Regions from separate parts of the Homo sapiens genome. Here region 2 is linked to region 1. Evidence: chromatin loops called from intact Hi-C (ENCODE). Cell type or tissue: heart right ventricle. All regions are shown on one strand. Links, peaks and the distances in the headings refer to the core of each region. The heading gives the core; the rest is flanking DNA.

What was found. Hi-C counts contacts between places; a loop is a spot of excess contacts. Peaks named below come from ENCODE experiments on the same cell type or tissue, not always from the same donor. Only the 100,000 strongest peaks of a DNase experiment are listed, where the experiment ranks them.
Region 2: a loop joins it to region 1, with 1.9 times the contacts of the local background. A loop is called at or near these places in 2 of 110 quality-filtered maps.

Annotation. Positions count from the first base shown.
Region 1 is chr9:129,476,496-129,484,815 of GRCh38, forward strand. LOC124902283 (a long non-coding RNA gene) reads right to left here and starts at 2,917. Exons shown (of 2, transcript XR_007061814.1): 1 at 2,637-2,917; 2 at 341-1,131. In heart right ventricle, for the core only: CTCF peaks have their summits at 6,069, 6,319 and 6,626; DNase peaks (open chromatin) are centred at 5,718, 6,126, 6,716, 7,256 and 1 weaker place; H3K4me3 peaks cover 2,577 bases; H3K27ac peaks cover 6,205 bases.
Region 2 is chr9:129,194,784-129,203,103 of GRCh38, forward strand. All of the region lies in intron 1 of LOC105376289 (a long non-coding RNA gene), which reads left to right. Among named protein-coding and RNA genes, the nearest start is that of IER5L, 21 kb to the left of the region's middle. RefSeq lists an enhancer at 8,007-8,301 and a silencer at 8,055-8,320. In heart right ventricle, for the core only: no CTCF peak of the experiment used is centred there; DNase peaks (open chromatin) are centred at 3,378 and 3,773; H3K4me3 peaks cover 243 bases; H3K27ac peaks cover 2,876 bases; H3K27me3 peaks cover 1,393 bases.

The DNA of each region.
Region 1 (8,320 bases), core at 321-8,320:
AATTTTTGTATTTTCAGTAGAGACGGGGTTGGCCAGGCTGGTCTTGAACTCCTGACCTCAAGTGATCCACCCGCCTCAGCCTCCCAAAGTGTTGGGATTACAGGTGTGAGCCACTGTGCCCGGCCATAGCCAGGTAATTTAATAGCAAGGTGGCACACACCTATAGTCCCACCTACTCAGGAGGCTGAGTGGAGGATTGCTTGAGCCCAGGATTTGAGCCTGCAGAGAGCCATGATTGCACCACTGCACTGCAGCCTGGGTAACAGAGTGAGACCCTGCTCTCAAAAAATAAAAATTAAAAAATTAAAAAATAAATAATAAAAACCAAAGATAGCCATGGTGACAATGTCTTGTGGTTTATAAAATGCTGATTCATGTCCACTGTCACCTTTGATCTTAACCTCTTCCCATGAGTCAGCAGGGGAGGCCCTGTTCTCATCCCCGTTTTATAGGAGAGAAAATTGCGGGTCACGTTGCCTGGTGCACAGTGACCGTTCCGCACACGGTGGGTCTTCTTGTTCCTTTGAATAGTGCTTTCTTAGTATTATGCTACTACTAACAATTTTTAAAAAAAAATTGGAGGAATGAGATGTGGGAACGCAGAAGAAGTCCACGTGGAGGACTCAGGAGAGCAGCAGCTGCTGGACTTGGCGTTGACCTTGAGGTATCTCTTCCCTTCTCCGATGCCTGTTTTCCTGGTATAGAATGAGGAAGTTGAACAAGATGGTCCTCTCTCCCCATCCCCATTCTGGGATCTTCTGCTTTGTGTCCCTGGGGTTGGGAGGGGCCAGGGTCCCCGGCCATCGGCCAGCGAGGTCAGAAGCAGCTCCTAGCTGGTGGGCAGTGTGCCTCTCCTGGGCCCTCTGCCGGCATCTCCCAGCTCCCTTCCTGAGCCTGCCTCTGAGATGAGACCTGGCATAAAGATGGGGACAGCATCAAGGACCCGGACAGCATCAAGGACCCTCAGTCTTTGCTGAGGATGAGCTGCAGAGACAGGTGATAAGCGACCTCAGGCCCTCCACAGGCTGCGGTTTCCAGAGGCACTGGGGGATGTGAGGTGGAAGCAGAGGCCTGCCTTCCTGTGCCCTGGGGCTTGGCATGTCAGCCCTCTGAGCCTCAGTGTCCTCATCTCTAAAACAAGAGTGATAGCACAAATAAACACCCTTCTCATAGGACTGCCATGTCAATTACACACATTTATACACATAAGCACTTAGAATATAGCCTTTCTTTCCTTTTTCCTCTCCCTCTCCTTTCCTTCCTTTCTTTGTTGTTTTTGTTTTTGTTGTTGTTGTTTTTGAGACAGCTTCTGGCTCTGTCACCCAGGCTGGAGTGCAGTGGCATGATCTCAGCTCACTGAAACCTCCGCGTCTCACGTTCAAGCGATTCTCATGCCTCATCCTCTCGAATAGCTGAGATTATAGGCACGTGCCACCACACTCGGCTAATTTTTATATTTTTAGTAGAGATGGGGTTTCACCATGTTGACCAGGCTGGTCTCAAACTCCTGACCTCAAGTGATCCACCCACCTCGGCCTCCCAAAGTGCTGGAATGACAGGCGTGAGCCACCATGCCTGGACTAGAGTACATCCTTTCTCAGTAAGCATGCAGTTAATGCTACAGAGAGTACAGTTATTGATTACCAGTTATTAGAAATATTATTATTAATAACATTATGAAAGGTTACCAGACATTTACAAATGACTGAAAAAGAAAGAAGCGTATTTGAATTTCAAGAAACAATAGTGCGCCGGGCACGGTGGCTCAGGTCTGCAATTCCAACACTTAGGGAGGCTGAGTCAGGAGGATCGCTTGTGTTCAAGACCTGCCTGGGTAACATGGCAAGACCCCATGAGGGGTCATGAGAGTGAGGCCAGGTGTGGTGGTTCACACCTGTAATCCCGGCACTTTGGGAGGCCAAGGTGGAAGGAAGATTTGAGCCCAAGAGTTTGAGACCAGCCTGGGCAACATGGCAAAACCCTGTCTCTACAAAAAATACAAAAATTAGCCAGTCATGATGGAGTGCACCTGTAGTCTCACCACGGCTACTCAGGAGGCTGAGGTGGGAGGATTGCTTGAGCCTGGGTGGTTGAGGCTGCAGTGAGCTGTGACCACACAACTGCACTCCAGCCTGGGCGACAGAGCAAGACCCTGTCGGAAGAAAGAAAAGAAAAGGAAAGAGAGACAGGGAGGGAGTGGGGGAGGAAGGGAGAGAGGGAAGGAGGGAAGGAGAGGGTGATGAGAGAGAGAAGGAAGGAAAGAAGGAAGGAAGAAAGGAAGGGAGGGGAGAGAGAGAAACAGTAGTTTTGTTGGAAGACCAAGGGCTAGGAGCCTGCTTCTGTCTCCCTGGGGGTCTGTGGTTCCCAGTCTGGCCATCATAACCTGCCCCTTCCCTTCCTTAATTTATCCCCTCAGTCCCACATGGGCTGGTCAGTAATGTTAGATATGGAAATTCCCAGAGTTTCAAAAGACCTCAAAGTGTCTTCAGCCACTTCTTCTCCTGAGGCATGGCTCTGTACTCCTAGACACACCACTCTCTATCCCTGCCTGTCCTTGACTACCTCCCCAGGTGGGGCACTCACTACCTACACAGCTGCCCTGACTATTGGATAGTTCATCTTGAGGCAAAACCTACCTCCCTTGGTAGCCTTCCGTGGTTCTGCCTTCTGGGTCCTCCCAGAACAAGTCCACACCCTCTGCCTCAGGCAGGTCCTCCAGCCTCAGAAGCAGTGGCCACTAAATCAATTTCTCTCCACCTGAAACCTCCCCTGTGCCTTGCCCATCCTGGAGCAGGAAAGAGGCTACGTTTGCACAGAGCACCGGACCCGGGGAAGCGTGATAACACAGCCCTACAGAGAAGCCCAGGGAGCCACGCTGGCCTGCAGCACTGGCCACCAGCTGTGGAGCTTTCTTGCTGCCTAGCACAGAACTGCAGGCAGAGAAAAAGGCAAAGATTTGCCTGAAGCAAATACATCAAATCCTTCCGCAAACACACATTCCCCTGAACACCGACTCCAAAGATACGGAGGAGAAGAGGCCTACTTGATTAGATTTCTTTGGGGCCTGTCGCCTAATTTTGTTGCGCGTCTTAGCATGAGGTCCCTGTAGTGACTCTGTAGCGTGTTTAATTTCTCAAAGCCGCTCACAGGCTGGTGTGTAAACTCTCATCTCCGGATGTTACTGAAGGACCCTTGCGAGTTACAGCCCTCGGATCAGTGGCCTTGTGGGCAGTGGAAGGAAGGAGTTAAGGGTGTGAGTTCAGCTCCCATCCCAGCCTCCTCATTCCCCAGCACCGTATCCCTTCCACAAAGCCACTTTGCTTCTCCAGGCCTCAGATTCCATCTGTAAAATGGGGACAATAATTCTCCCTACTTCTCAGAGCTTTTGCGAGTATCCTATGAGGTCAATTCTCTAAGGCCTCAGACCCAGTCCCGGGCAGGCAGTAGGTCTTTGATACATGAAATAATTTTTGTTGCTGTTTTTGAGTCTTGCTCTGTCACCCAGGCTGGGGTGCAGTGGCACGACCTTGGCTCACTGCAACCTCCACCTCCCGGGTTCAAGCGATTCTCATGCCTCAGCCTCCTGAGTAGCTGGGATTACAGGCGCCCACCACCACACCCAGCTAATTTTTGTGTTTTTAGTAGAGACGGGGTTTTGCCATGTTGGCCAGACTAGTCTTGAACTCCTGACCTCAAGTGACACACCCACCTCAGCCTCCCAAAGTGCTGGAATTACAGGCATGACCCACTGTGCCTGGCCTGATAAGTGAAATAATTTGATCTCAGCCAGAAGAGCCTGGGGAACTGGTGAAATCGGTCGGATTTAGGGGAGATAACTCCCCCTGGTGAGAAGGCCTTGGTCTAGACACAACCATTTGGTCCTTTCTGGCCGTAGGTCCGTGGTCTCGAACTTTACTATGGTTAAGATGCACCCAAAAGAGCTTGTAAAATGCCAAGTCCCCGGCCCTGTGCACAGAGAGTCTGATTCAGTAGAATCTGAGGGGGGCCCGGGAATCCGCAGTTTAACAACATCCTGTTCCACGAGGTTGGGAATAGATGTTACTGCTACAGTCACTCTGTCGGCTGTATGTCTGTACTGCGTCAAGAGCGGGGAATACTGAGCCAAATAAAACAGATCCAGCCCCGAACACCAGGGAGCCCACCGGGGAACAGGGGTGCGCTCCCTCCAGGTGGACGGGGGAGCTGGAGTTCTGGAGTGAGCAGGTTACCATTGCTGGAATCAAAAGTTTAGAAGAGACCTACTTACTAGATCTGTGAGTGTTGTCACAAGACAGTATCTCTGAGGCTTGAGCCTTGGGACATGGAGGCCTCTGGAGGGAGGGACACAGACTGTTCTGGAAGCAAAGGCTGTTCTGACTGACCCTGCCTGGGCTGGGCACTGGTGGGGACAGGTGAGATGTGGCATGGGGTAGATGATATGGAAGGTGGCATTCCTACTGAGGCAGTTAGTTCAGGGTGCTGCCTGTGGGGTGGGACCTGGGTTTGATCCCAGCTTGTCCTTTCTACCTGTTGTGACCTTGGGCCAGCCTAAGCTTTGTTTCCACCTCTGCAAAGGGATGACAGTTGTGTTGTCCATCTACAGAGGTGAGTTACCGAGGGGCTAATGAAGCTTTAGCTCCTGGGACTGTCATTTACCAAGGCCCTGAGCTTAACCGCCTATTCATAACTTTGCACTATTCTTCTTCAAGTGGGTCCCCAGGATTGTAAAACCTTCAGGCCCCATAAAACCTGGATCTGCCCCATTCACCTAACAGAGTTATTGCAAGTTTTGGTGAAAGAAGACAGGCAAACCCCTAGGCAATCCTGGGTCGCAAACGGAAGCCTCCTTCACTTCTGAGTCTTGGAAGTAGAACGCCTTGACACTCCAGATAAGGGGGACACTTGTCCAGGGAGGGCCAGCTGAGCCCCCACCCCTGTTCTCACTGCCCCGTAGCCCCCATGGCCTCAGGGCTCCAATCTCCCTAGCCCAGACTAGAAGCAGGTTGGAAGGAGAACCCAGGTGGGGATGTGAAGGGCAGAGTCGGGGGAGGCAGCGGAGGTGGGGAGTAAAAGGACTAGATTGAGCCCCTCTGGCTGCCATATGCACGACCTTCTGCAGGGCCAGGCTGGTGAGAAGCCAGCTAGGGGTGAGCGTCCTGAGCAGTGGCCTTGGGGGTGGTGTGGTTTTAATAACGACCTTCAAATGTGTGGGCCCCGGGGAGAGGCAGATTATATGAGACCCAAAGTCGGGGCTTCGAGATGGGGAATACTGGGGGACTGGGCATGTTCCCCTCTATGTAAAGTTTCCCAAGGACAGGACCTCCCTTCGACCGCGCCCCCACAAACTCTCTGCCCAAGCGCCCCATCTCCCAAGTCCTGAAGACCACTGGCAGATGAGGAAGTGGAGGCTCCGAGAGGGCAAGCCGTTGCCTAAGGCCACACAGCAGGGGAGTATAGGATACAAATCCGGATTTGGACCCAGCTGTACCTCGAAATTCCTTCCTGCTCCTAACCCCTCCCTAATACCGCCCTCTGCTGTGGGCGCAGTGGCACGTAGTGGGCTCGCAGTAAGGATGGGGATGAAGGAAGGAAGGAAGGGAAGAAATGCCTAGGCCAGGCTCTTCCCACGCCCCGGTCTCCGCGGCCCGCTCTTTCCAGCTCCGTCGCCCGCCCCCCTCTCCCCTCCCAGTCTAATTGGGAGGTCTCCGAGCCGTCTCTCCCGCTTCCTCAGGTTCCCCCGCGCTCCTCCCGGACCCCACCCCGAGGCAGCTTTCTCACAACGGGATCCTCCCCGGGCGGCGTGGGGACGCCTCCCGACCCCGAGGCCCGGCAGGAGAGCCGCCACCGCGGCCGGGTGGTCTCCGCGTCGCATGGCCCCTGCCGGCCCCCCCGCCCATGGCAGCTACATAATTAATTCGCCCATAAATAACTGATTGGGGTCGCGCACGCGCCCGGTGTCCCTAGGACTGGGATCCCCGTTAGGGTTAGGGGCGTGGGGGGTCGGGGGCCGCGGGGCTGTGCGTGCCGGGGCGCACGGTTTTGCTCCGCGGGCCTCTCTCGCTCCCTCGCGCCGGCTTTTTCCCTTTTTCTCTTTCCTTTTTTTCTTTCCTGGAGCGGAGCCCGGCGCCAGGAGTCTGGAACCAGCTTGACAGGCTTTTGAGTTATGGAGGGGGGAGGGGGAGAGGCGGGCGGCGGGGAGGGGGAAGGGAGGGCGCCGCCGCGGCGTGGGGGCGGGGCCGGCTCCCCGGTTTGGAGACTCGCCCCGACTTTGGGGTCCGCCAGCGGCGGCCGGGCGGAGGGCGGGGGACCGCAATCGTGGGGGGAGTCACCCCGCGGGGCCCGGCGGGCGAAACGGGCCGGGCTTCAGAGCCGCAGTAAATGAGGCCCGGGGCGGGCGGGGGTGGACACGGCCTCGGGGCCACGGCCTCCCCCGCCGAGCAAGGCATTCCTTTCCGCTGAACTGGGCGCCCGGGCCCGCGCCGCGCCCTGCACGCCTCGCGCCCGGCGATCGGGCCCAGGGCGGGGGAGCAGGGAGGCGGCCCCAGCCGGTCGCCGGCGCCCCCAGGCGCTGCTTCCCAGGAGCTCGGCTCCCCGGGATGGAAGGGACTGATACCCAGTTAATGGGCGTGGAGCCTGAGCCCCTGAGGGTCGTCGCTAACGGGGGTCGCTCAGCAGGGCCGGCCTCCGCTGCCTGCCCGGGGTGTCTAATCACCTCTCCGATCCTTTGCCCGGATCTGAGCTTCGTCATTCACGCCCCTCCTCCCTGGCGACTTTGGGCCTGGTGACAGTCCCCCGACCCTCGCAGAGCCAGGGGCACAGTAGGCGCCTTAGCCACTGGCAGAATTTCACCGGCGCTCTGCCCGACGCCCCCAGCCCCAGGGCCGGGCGTGGGTGGAAGTGTCTGGAAGGGTGGGTTCACCAGGGCTGGGCACGTCAGCGGCCCCGTACAGAGAATCCGGTGCCTGGGGTCTCTGGAGGGGGTACTCAGAGTATCCGAGGAGGAGACTCCTGGATGCTAACAGAGCCCCCAGTTAGGAGCAGTCCGCGAGACAGTTGGTAACAGTGCTGGCCTTGCCCGGGCGCCGGAAGGTTCCGTGAGGCCCAGCAAGTCCTGACTTGGCACAGGGCCCAGCACACGGTAAGCGCTCGGTACTTGGTCACTGTTGCTTGATTTTACCATTTCGGAGGGGCTCATCTACGCCTAGCAAAGCCCCCCTCCCGGTGACCCAAGGGGAGCTCCAGAATGTTGAGCGGCTGAGCGGCCTGGCTCCTCCTCTCGACCCCATCGAGCCAAGTGTCGAAATCATCCCAGACGAAGCTGCTGAGCAGAAATTTCCAGTCTCCCTGGCAAAGCTGGGAAGATTTTGGGTGCGGCTCAGAGACGCAGCTGGGTCGGCTCTGTGGGGCCAGGGCTGGGGAGGGACCCCAAGATGTTCTATGAGACCCAAGCAGCACCCCCAACTTGGGTTGGGGGCGTTGGGGGGTGGAGCCTGGCCTCCTGCTGAGCCCCAGAGCTGATACAGCACAGGTAAAAGCCCATTGTTCTCAGTGGTCCACAGAGGCTCAGGGCAGGAGCAAGATCAGGGTTCGGGTGCTGGCGCCACCCCTCGTTTAGCCCCTACCTGGGATCTGAGGGAGCACCCATCCTTGGAATGCAGGATAATAGGGTTGCTGTGAGGATGGAAGGAGACTGTGCCCATGAACACTTGACACAGCTCCCTGCCCTGGGGAAAGCACCCAGGAAATGCGGGCTGTTTGTCTTAGTGATGTTCCACTTAATAGCACTTGCGGTGGCTCCCTGGCCCCCGAGGAGCCCACCTTGCCAGTTCTTGGCCACAAGAGTACGAGCCCCTCTGTCAGGACGGTGGGTCTCATTGAGGCCATCCTTATCCTGAGCAACCTAAAGAACTCACATGGAACTTAGCAAACAGGCAGACCCTTGCCTTGTTCTCAGGGCTGTGTGATCCCGGGTGAGCAACTCGGCCTCTCTGAACCTGGTTCTCCTCTGCAAAACAGAGATGATGGCCTGGGACCCTCTCCCACTACAGGGAAGTAGCATTGGAGGGGGAAGAGACAGGGGGAGCGTCCCAGCACTGCCCAAAATTGGACAGGTGACTTTGGACAAGTCTGAATGAGACTGAATAAGACAAAACGGAGTAACATTAGAGCTTGCTGGCTACTCTCTGCCCTGGGCCGGTGCTAGATGTTTTACATGCACTGTTAATCACTGTTACTCGTGGAGGGAGATTTTATTATTAACTTTCTTTTCCAGATGAGGTAACTGAGGCTCAGAGAGGTTGATTCACTTTCTCAAGGACAC
Region 2 (8,320 bases), core at 76-8,075, 280 kb before region 1:
CCCCTGAGCCTCAGTTTCCTCATTTGTTAAACAGGGATAAGAGGAGCCCACCCAAGCTGGTAATCCCAGAACTTTGGGAGGCCAAGGCAGGAGGATTATTTGAGACCAGGAGTTTGAGACCAGACTGAGCAACATAGCAAGGCCCCATTTCTACAAAATAAAAAACTAGCCTGTAGTCCCAACTACTAGGGAGGGTGAGGTGGGAGGATCGCTTGAGCCCGGGAGTTCAAGGCTGCAGTGAGGTATGATTGAGCCACTGCACTCCAGCCTGGGTGACAGGCAAGACCCTGACTCTAAAAAACCAAACCAAACAAAAAAAACAAATAAATAAAGTAAAAAAAGAAGAGCACTTGTGTGACGGGGTGGCATGAAGATTCAGAGAGACAGCGCATGGCGCTTGGCACGAGGCACCCGTCAGTGCCAGCCCTCCTCCGATAGTGACCAGTCCCCAGATTTATCAACCCCCCACCCCATGGCATTTGGATTTGAAGGTGAGAGGAGCCCTCCTTCCCGTACCCGAAAGAAGAGGAGGAAGAATCATGGGGTTGCTGACCCTGAATCTGGCTGCTTCCCTAAAAGACCGTCCACAAAGACCACCAAGTCCCACACACTAACTTCTCAGGGAAACTGAGGCCCAGAGAGGGGGGGGCACTTGCTCAGGGTCACACGGTGTGGCCCTGGAGGAATCCAGGCTCTGTAGGTCTGATAGAATCATGCTGGCACTCTCCCCTTTGGGGCTGAGTTTGCAGTTCAGGTCTGGAGACTCCGGGCCGCAGGGCACCTCAGGGGTCTGTTCTGCCGCATCGAGCCCTTCACTCCTGCATTCAAGCATGTTTCTTAAGTGGCCGCTCTGTGCTGGCCCCTCTGCTGACGGTGAGGGTCTCCGACGTGGCCTGGTGATGAGTTGGGATTTGTGGTTAGCTGCGACTCACAGAAACCCAACAATGATGACTTGAGCGGGAAGCACACGGTGCTGTGGGAGGCAGTCAGGCCTGGGCAGCCTCTGGAGACGCCCTTCTGGCCACCTAGCACGTGGCTTTCCTCTTTGTGGCAGAAAACGGCTGCTTCACCTCCAGCTCTCAGGACAGCATTCCAGGCAGGAAAATTGGGGTGGTGATTGGGAAAGGGTGAAGGGCAAAGTACAAAAGGCCCCTGCCAGGTGAATTCCTCTTTTTTTCAGAAAAACAATTGATTTCCTGGTCATTCTTAGCAGGAGACTCCTAATTTCATCTCATTGCTAGAATTAGGTAAAGCAGCCCAGCTAGCTGCAAAGGAGTCTGGGAAGTGAGTATTTGTATCTGGGCATATTTGCCCACTTGAACAAAACAGGGTTCTGTTAGGAAGGTAGCTGGGGACAAAATGGACACCGAACTGTCCAGCAGCGTTCTTACTCAGCGAACAGGGTTTCTGCCCTCAAGGCGCACCCACATCTGCTTGGCCACATACATTTGGACCTTTTTGCTGGAGCACGAAGTAGGATGTTGCTGGCATGTGCCCTGGAGGGATGCCCAGCAGTCTCCTACCATCTCCAGAGGGAGTGTCCTGTGCCCAGCACAGTGCCTGGTGCGTGGTAGGGGTCCAATCAATATTTGCTGTGACTCAAGGGAGGAGTTTCTAGATAGTAGTGTTTCTGGTGCATTTTCCATGACCCAGACCAGCTTTAAAAATTTTTTTGCATTGTATTTATTTATTTTATTTATTATTATTATTTTCTGAGACAGTCTCACTCTGTTGCCCAGGCTGGAATACAGTGGCATGATCTTGGCTCACTGCAGCCTCCTCCTCCTGGGTTCAAGCGATTCTCCTGCTTCAACCTCCTGAGTAGCTGGGACTACAGGTTCACGCCAACACACCTGGCTAATTTTTATGTTTTTAGTAGAGACAGGGTTTCGCCATGCTGGCCAGGCTGGTCTCGAACTCCTGACCTCAAGTGATCCGCCTGCCTTGGCCTCCTAAAGTGCTGGGATTACAGGTGTGAGCCACCGCACCTGGCCTTTCTCTTTCCTTCCTCTCTCCCTCCCTCTGTCTGTCCGTCCCTCCCTTCCTTCCTTCCTTCCTTCTTTCCTTTCTTTTGAGACAGAGTCTCACTCTGTCGCCCAGGCTGGAGGGCAGTGGTGAGATCTTGGCTCACTGCAACCTCCGCCTCCCGGGTTCAAGCGATTCTCCTGTCTCAGCCTCCTGAGTGGCTGGGACTATAAGCACATGCCACCACCACGCCCGGCTAATTTTTGTATTTTTAGTAGAGACGGGGTTTCACCATGTTGGTCAGGCTGATCTCGAACTCCTGACCCTGTGATCCACCCATGTTGGCCTCCCAAAGTGCTAGGATGACAGGCGTGAGCCACTGCACCCAGCCATTTTCTTTTCTTTTCTTTTTTTAGAGACAGGGTCTTGCTGTGTTGCCCAGGCTGGAGCAGAGTGCAGTGGCGTCATCATGGCTCACTGCAGCCTCGTCCTCCCCGGCTCAGGCAATCTTCCCATCTCTTGAGTAGCTGGGACCACACGTGCATGCCACCATGCTTGGCTAATTTTTAAAATTTTTGTAGGGGCTGGGTGTGTTGGTTCATGCTTGTAATCCCAGCACTTTGGGAGGCCAAGGTGGGTGGATCACTTAAGGTCAGGAGTTCAAGACCAGTCTGGCCAACATGGTGAAACCACATCTCTACTGAAAATACAAAAAATTAGCTGGGCGTGGTGGCGGGCGCCTGTAGTCCCAGCTGCTCAGGAGGCTGAGGCAGGAGAATCGCTTGAACCCAGGAGGCAGAGGTTGCAGTGAGCCAAGATCTCACCATTGCACTCCAGCCTGGGCAACAAGACTGAAACTCCGTCTCACAAAAACAAAACAAAAAAATAAATTTTTTGTAGACAGATCTTGCCATGTTTGGCGAGGCTGGTCTCAAACTCTTGGCGTCAAGTGATCCTCCGCCTTGGCCTCCCAAAGTGCTGGGATTACAGTTATGAGCCACTATGTATGGCCCAGTCCAGCTTTTGTATTGGTTTACATGAGGCTTTTAGTTTGGATCTTTATTCAATGCCTCTTCTGTGGATGAGATGGTGTGGGGTACAGAGGCAGGGGTGCTAAGACCAGCCCCTCCTGCAGGGAGAAGGCCACGATCCTCCCTGACTCTTGTGGGGGCTTCCGTAATGCCCAGTACTGAGTCCCCTACCCTGGGACCTGTGCTCTGCCTCTGGAATGGAAGCCACTCTGTAACCCCTAAAACCAGAGAAATTGGCAGCTGCTCCCTTGGCTGAGAACATCGCTGACTCCAAGTGCCCCAGTGCTCTCCACTCATCATTTCACAGACGACCCTGAGGGAGGCAGGGCCAGTGCGGCCTCATTCCACAGACGAGGAAACAGTCTCGGCCACTTGGCCAAGGTCCCAGAGCTTGTAAGGAGCAGATCTGGGATTTGAACCCAGGTCTGTTCAATGCCAGAGTAACTGCCCTCTGTCCGGGCTGGCTGACACCACCCGTCATTTATTAGGCAGCAAATGGTTATCCCGTCCTCTGGGCTTAGGGCTTATGGCTGTGTTTGCGGGGTGGGGATGGAGTGGGAGGCGGGAAACATTCCTAGTGGTGGGAAACCAGATGTGGGTGCAGGGAGAGACGCTGGGAGAGGTGCCAGGTGTCAGGGGCCACGCTGTGACATCTCCTCCTGGTGGAGGGTTCCAGCCCAGGGCAGGGGACGGAAGCTTCGGTGGCCCCTACGCTGAGCCTGGCATCTCTCGGGTCTCCTAGTGCTTAGAGCTGACACGGGGATCAGTGCTTGGCTGGCGCTTGCCAGAGGCAGTGTTTCTCTCCTTCCTTCTTCCCTTTTTTTCTGAGACAGTGATCTTGGCTGTGGCGCCGAATCCGCTCTATGGGAAAAACTTGTTTTTGTCGGTAAACTCGAGCGTTATGACTCAGAAGACACCCAGGGAGCAGCCTCGTGGTGTCAAGGGGCCGCTCTGCTAATGAGCTAATGCTTAGGAAGTGCTTTGAAGACGAAAAATTCCACACGAGGGTTGAGGGTGTGTGCTGTTATTTGGGGGAGAGGGTGAATAGGAGGATGAAGTGGAGGGAAAGGGGCAAAATCTTGCTAAGGAACAGCCCCCCGAGACCCTCGGGCTGCGCGGCAAGGCTGGCTTTGCGTGTTGCTGATGCAGGCGTCTGTCTGGGCAGAGGCACCAGCTGCCCCTTTGTTCAGAACAAGGCAGATCTGAACTGGGTGGGACACGCGGCTTTGATTTAGTTTTTCTTCCGGGGGAGGGGGCGGGCTGGGGTGGGAAGGGATGGGACTTGGGTGACTCCTGTCGTCTAGCCTGAGATCTTCCAGTCTGGAAGCAGCTGCTGTCATTCATTCATTCAACAAACACATCGACCTGCGCCAGGCATGGGCCATGGAGCAGGAAACGAAGATAGTCCCTGTCCTCTTGAAGTTTATGGCCTGGAGGGGGAGATGACATCTAACAGATGAAGACGTCAACCACCTTGCAGTTAGAATTGTGAAAGGGTGGCGGCAGAGAGACACCTAAAGTCATGGGTGCGGGAACCACAGATGTCCCAGCCCAGGTCTGGGAGTGCCAGGAAGGCTTTCCCAGGAGGAACAGCTCAAAGGAAAGAGTGGGGGTTTCCAGCTCCCAGGCAGAGAGACAGGACACATCAGCAGAGAGATTGGCATTAATTAATACACTGAATAAATGGCCGGGCCTGGTAGCTCACGCCTGTAATCCCAGCACTTTGGGAGGCCAAGGCGGGTGGGTCACCTGGGGTCAGGACTTTGAGACCAGCCTGGCCAACATGATGAAACCCCATCTCTACTAAAAATACAAAAAATTAGCCGGGCGTGGTGGTGGGTGCCTGTAATCCCAGCTACTTGAGAGGCTGAGGCAGGAGAATAGCTTGAACCTGGGAGACAGAGGTTGCAGTGAGCCAAGATCGCGGGACTGCACTCGTCTGGGTGACAAAAGCGAAACTCTGTCTCCAAAACAAAACAAACAAAAAAGACACTGAATAATTCATCCAGCAAACCTTTATTGAGTACTTACTATATGCCACACACTGGGGACACAGAGGCACTCAACACAGGCAGCCGGACTCCCTATGGAGCTGCCGTTCTGTGCACCAAGCAGATGAAGAAGCAGGTAGAGAAAGCAGCAGACAGCAGTAAGGAGTGGTGGGGAAAAGAAACCGACTCATGGGGTAGAGGGGCCTGGGGAGGCTCCTACAGATTGTGCGGCAGAGAGGGAAGGCGTTTTTCAGGACGTGGGGTTTAAACTGAGACCGCCAGAGTGGTAAGGAAGAGCCAGCAGCCTCTAGCCGGCCCAGCCAGTGCAAAGGTCCTGAGACAGGAATAAGTTCAGTGTGATCAGAGAACTAAGAGAGGCCAGCGCAGTGGCGGGCACGCAGTGAGCCCCAAGGAGAGTGAGAATGCAAGTTCTGCAGGGGTTCCTCGTGAAGGGCTGGCTGTGTAGCATAAGTATTACGTTCATTGTAAATAAAGAAACTACTAATACAGGGGCTTATACAGACAGAAGATTTTGCTTTAGCCAATGATAAGCCTTCGGTGGGTAGTCGGGTTGGTGTAGTAACTTACAGATGGCACGGCCACCCCTGCTCTATCTTCCCTTTCACTGTCTTCAGTGTGGAGGCTGTGTCCTCACAGTTGCTGCCTCATGGTCACAAGATGGCTGCGGCACCTCCGGGCCTCACATCCATGTTCCAGGCAAGAGGAAGGAGAAGGAGCAAAAGGCCGAAGAGCAAAGAGTGAGAGGGCCTTTTCCTTGCCAGCTCCATCTCTTTATTCAGAAAGGGAATTGCTCCTCAGGGACTTTTGTTCTAACTTACTGGCTAGATCTGGGTTACATGGCCACCTTGGACAGCAAGGAGGCTTGGAAAATCGAGGTTTTCTTTTGTTTGTTTGTTTTGTTTTTGAGATGGAGTTTTGCTTTTGTTGCCCAGGCTGGAATGCAATGGTGCAATCTCGGCTCACTGCAACTTCTGCCTCCCGGGTTCAAGTGATTCTCCTGCCTCAGCCTCCTGAGTAGCTGGGATTATGGGCCCCTGCCACCATGCCTGGCTAATTTTTTATATTTTTAGTAGAGATGGGGTTTCACCATATTGGCCAGGCTGGTCTTGATCTCCTGACCTCAGGTGATCCACCTGCCTCATCCTCCCAAAGTGCTGGGATTACAGGCGTGAGCCACAGCGCCTGGCCCCCAGAAAATCAAGTCTTAAAATTTTGCTGGTCTCTATAGTAGAAGGAGGAAAGGGAGAAGAGCTTGGGTTGACTTTTGGGGTGCAATCCTAAAGGCCTGCAAAGGCCCGAAGGAGGGAAGGCCTTGGTGAATTCTGGGGACAGAAAGCCCCAGGGGTCAGGGGCAGGGGTCAGGGTGAAGAGTGCAGACTTCATCTGGAGGACCGCAGGGAGCCATGGTGCGTTCAGATTTGCTGAAGCTGCTATTTAAACTGAGCACTGGAGACACGTCACCGAGGGAGGCCCATTCCCTGCTCACCTCAGAGACTTGACGGGGGCATCCTCAGGGCTCCGATGAAGCCCTGATTCCTTGGAGAAAGGCTTGCAGCCCCTCTCCTTCCTGGATTGCACACCTCCAGCCCTGGCAGCCTGTCCCCTGGTTGGCACCCAGCAGCAGGCCACAGATGGCTTCTGGCTGTCCCATGGCGTCGCATCAGGGCATGCAGCGGATAGTGACTCACACTGGCACCTCTTCTGCTTGGAAAATGCCCTACACATCCATCATCTTTGGTTTTTCTGCTAGAACGATGGCATGAGGTGGGTGTATTTTTCACTGATGGGGAACAGGCAGAGACGCAAGCTCCCTTGCTTGAATGAGGACTGTGCTCGCCCTGCAGACTCTGGAAGAAGGGCTCCATGCTCAGCCCGCACTGGGCATCTCTGCCTGCCTGCTCAGGGTAGAAGGGCCACTCTCTTAGGGATGATTCAAGGGTCTTGGAGGCCCTATGCGGTCAATCTTGTTTTCCTGCCACATCAAGGGAGTGTGCAATTTTCGAGGCCCCGAGCCCTGTGTTTTCACTGAGGGCAGACATAGGGCATTCGCTGTCTTTGCCCGTGGAGCTGTTCCTCACACTAACCATGCAGGGCTGGGTGGGAGACATGTATGGGGGGTGGGGTGGGGTGGGAGGGGGCCAAGAAGACATGTAAGACCCGGGGCCCTGTCCTTGGGAGTTTAACATCTGGGTGGGCCTCCTTGGACCAACTTCCTCTGATCTGCTTGTGACTTCGGGAAAGTCCCTTCCTGTCTCTGGGACAATTTTTTTTTTTCTTTTTTTTTTTTTGAGACAGAGTCTCGCTCTGTCGTCAAGGCTGGAGTGCAGTGGCATGATCTCGGCTCACTGCAACCTCCGCCCCCTTGGGGCAAGCGATTCTCCTGTCTTAGTCTCCCAAGTAGCTGTGACTACAGGTGCGCACCGCCATGCCTCCCTAATTTTTGTATTTTTAGCAGAGACAGGGTTTCACCATGTTGGCCAGGCTGGTCTCGAACTCCTGGCCTCAAGTGATCCACCCACCTCGACTTCCCAAACTGCTGGGATTATAGGCACGAGCCACCACGCCTGGCCTCTGGGCCAATTTCCTCATCGGTATAATGAAGGGGTTGGCAGGGCTAGTTCTGAATTTTCCCAACCCACCCATAAAATTCACCCTTCAAATTCTAAAGATTCCATTCCGTGGTCTAACTCTGTGTGTCTGTCCTTGGTTCCAAAAGTCCCCGTCCTTGTGGCCCCTGTTGTTTTGGACCCATCACAGGTAATTATGTATTTGTGTGATTAAACATCCCTGGCCTGTCTCCCTGCCTGGGCTGTGTGCTCAGCAAAGAACCATGCCTGTCTCTGTCTTTGTCCTTTAAGAGATCAGCACAGGGCCTAGCGCATAGTAGGTGCTCACTAAATACTGTAGCAGCTGGTATTGTTGGGAAATGATGCTGGGAGAGGCTGCTGCTGGAGAGAAGGGAGCCACCGACCGCCCTGCAGGCAGTCAGCGCCCTCAGTCCCTTCCTCCTCGCGGGCCGCAGAGGCTCCCCTTTCCCCGAGACGATAAGAATGCCCAGACGCCCCAAAACCCAGGCCGCGCCCCTCCGGGTAGAACTACAGTCCCCAGAAGGCCGCGAGGGGCGGAGCCACCAGCGCCCGCCCCGCCCGGGCCCGCCATGCCGCACAGCATCATGGGAGTTGTAGTTCAGGCCCTGTCCCCCGGGCAGCCGCTGGCGCGGACGTTCGCGGAGCAGCCCGGCGCCCGCGCGGCTCACGGGGCCCTAGGACCCCTCCCCTGGGGGACCTCCACCCTCCGCAGGCCTTTTGAATT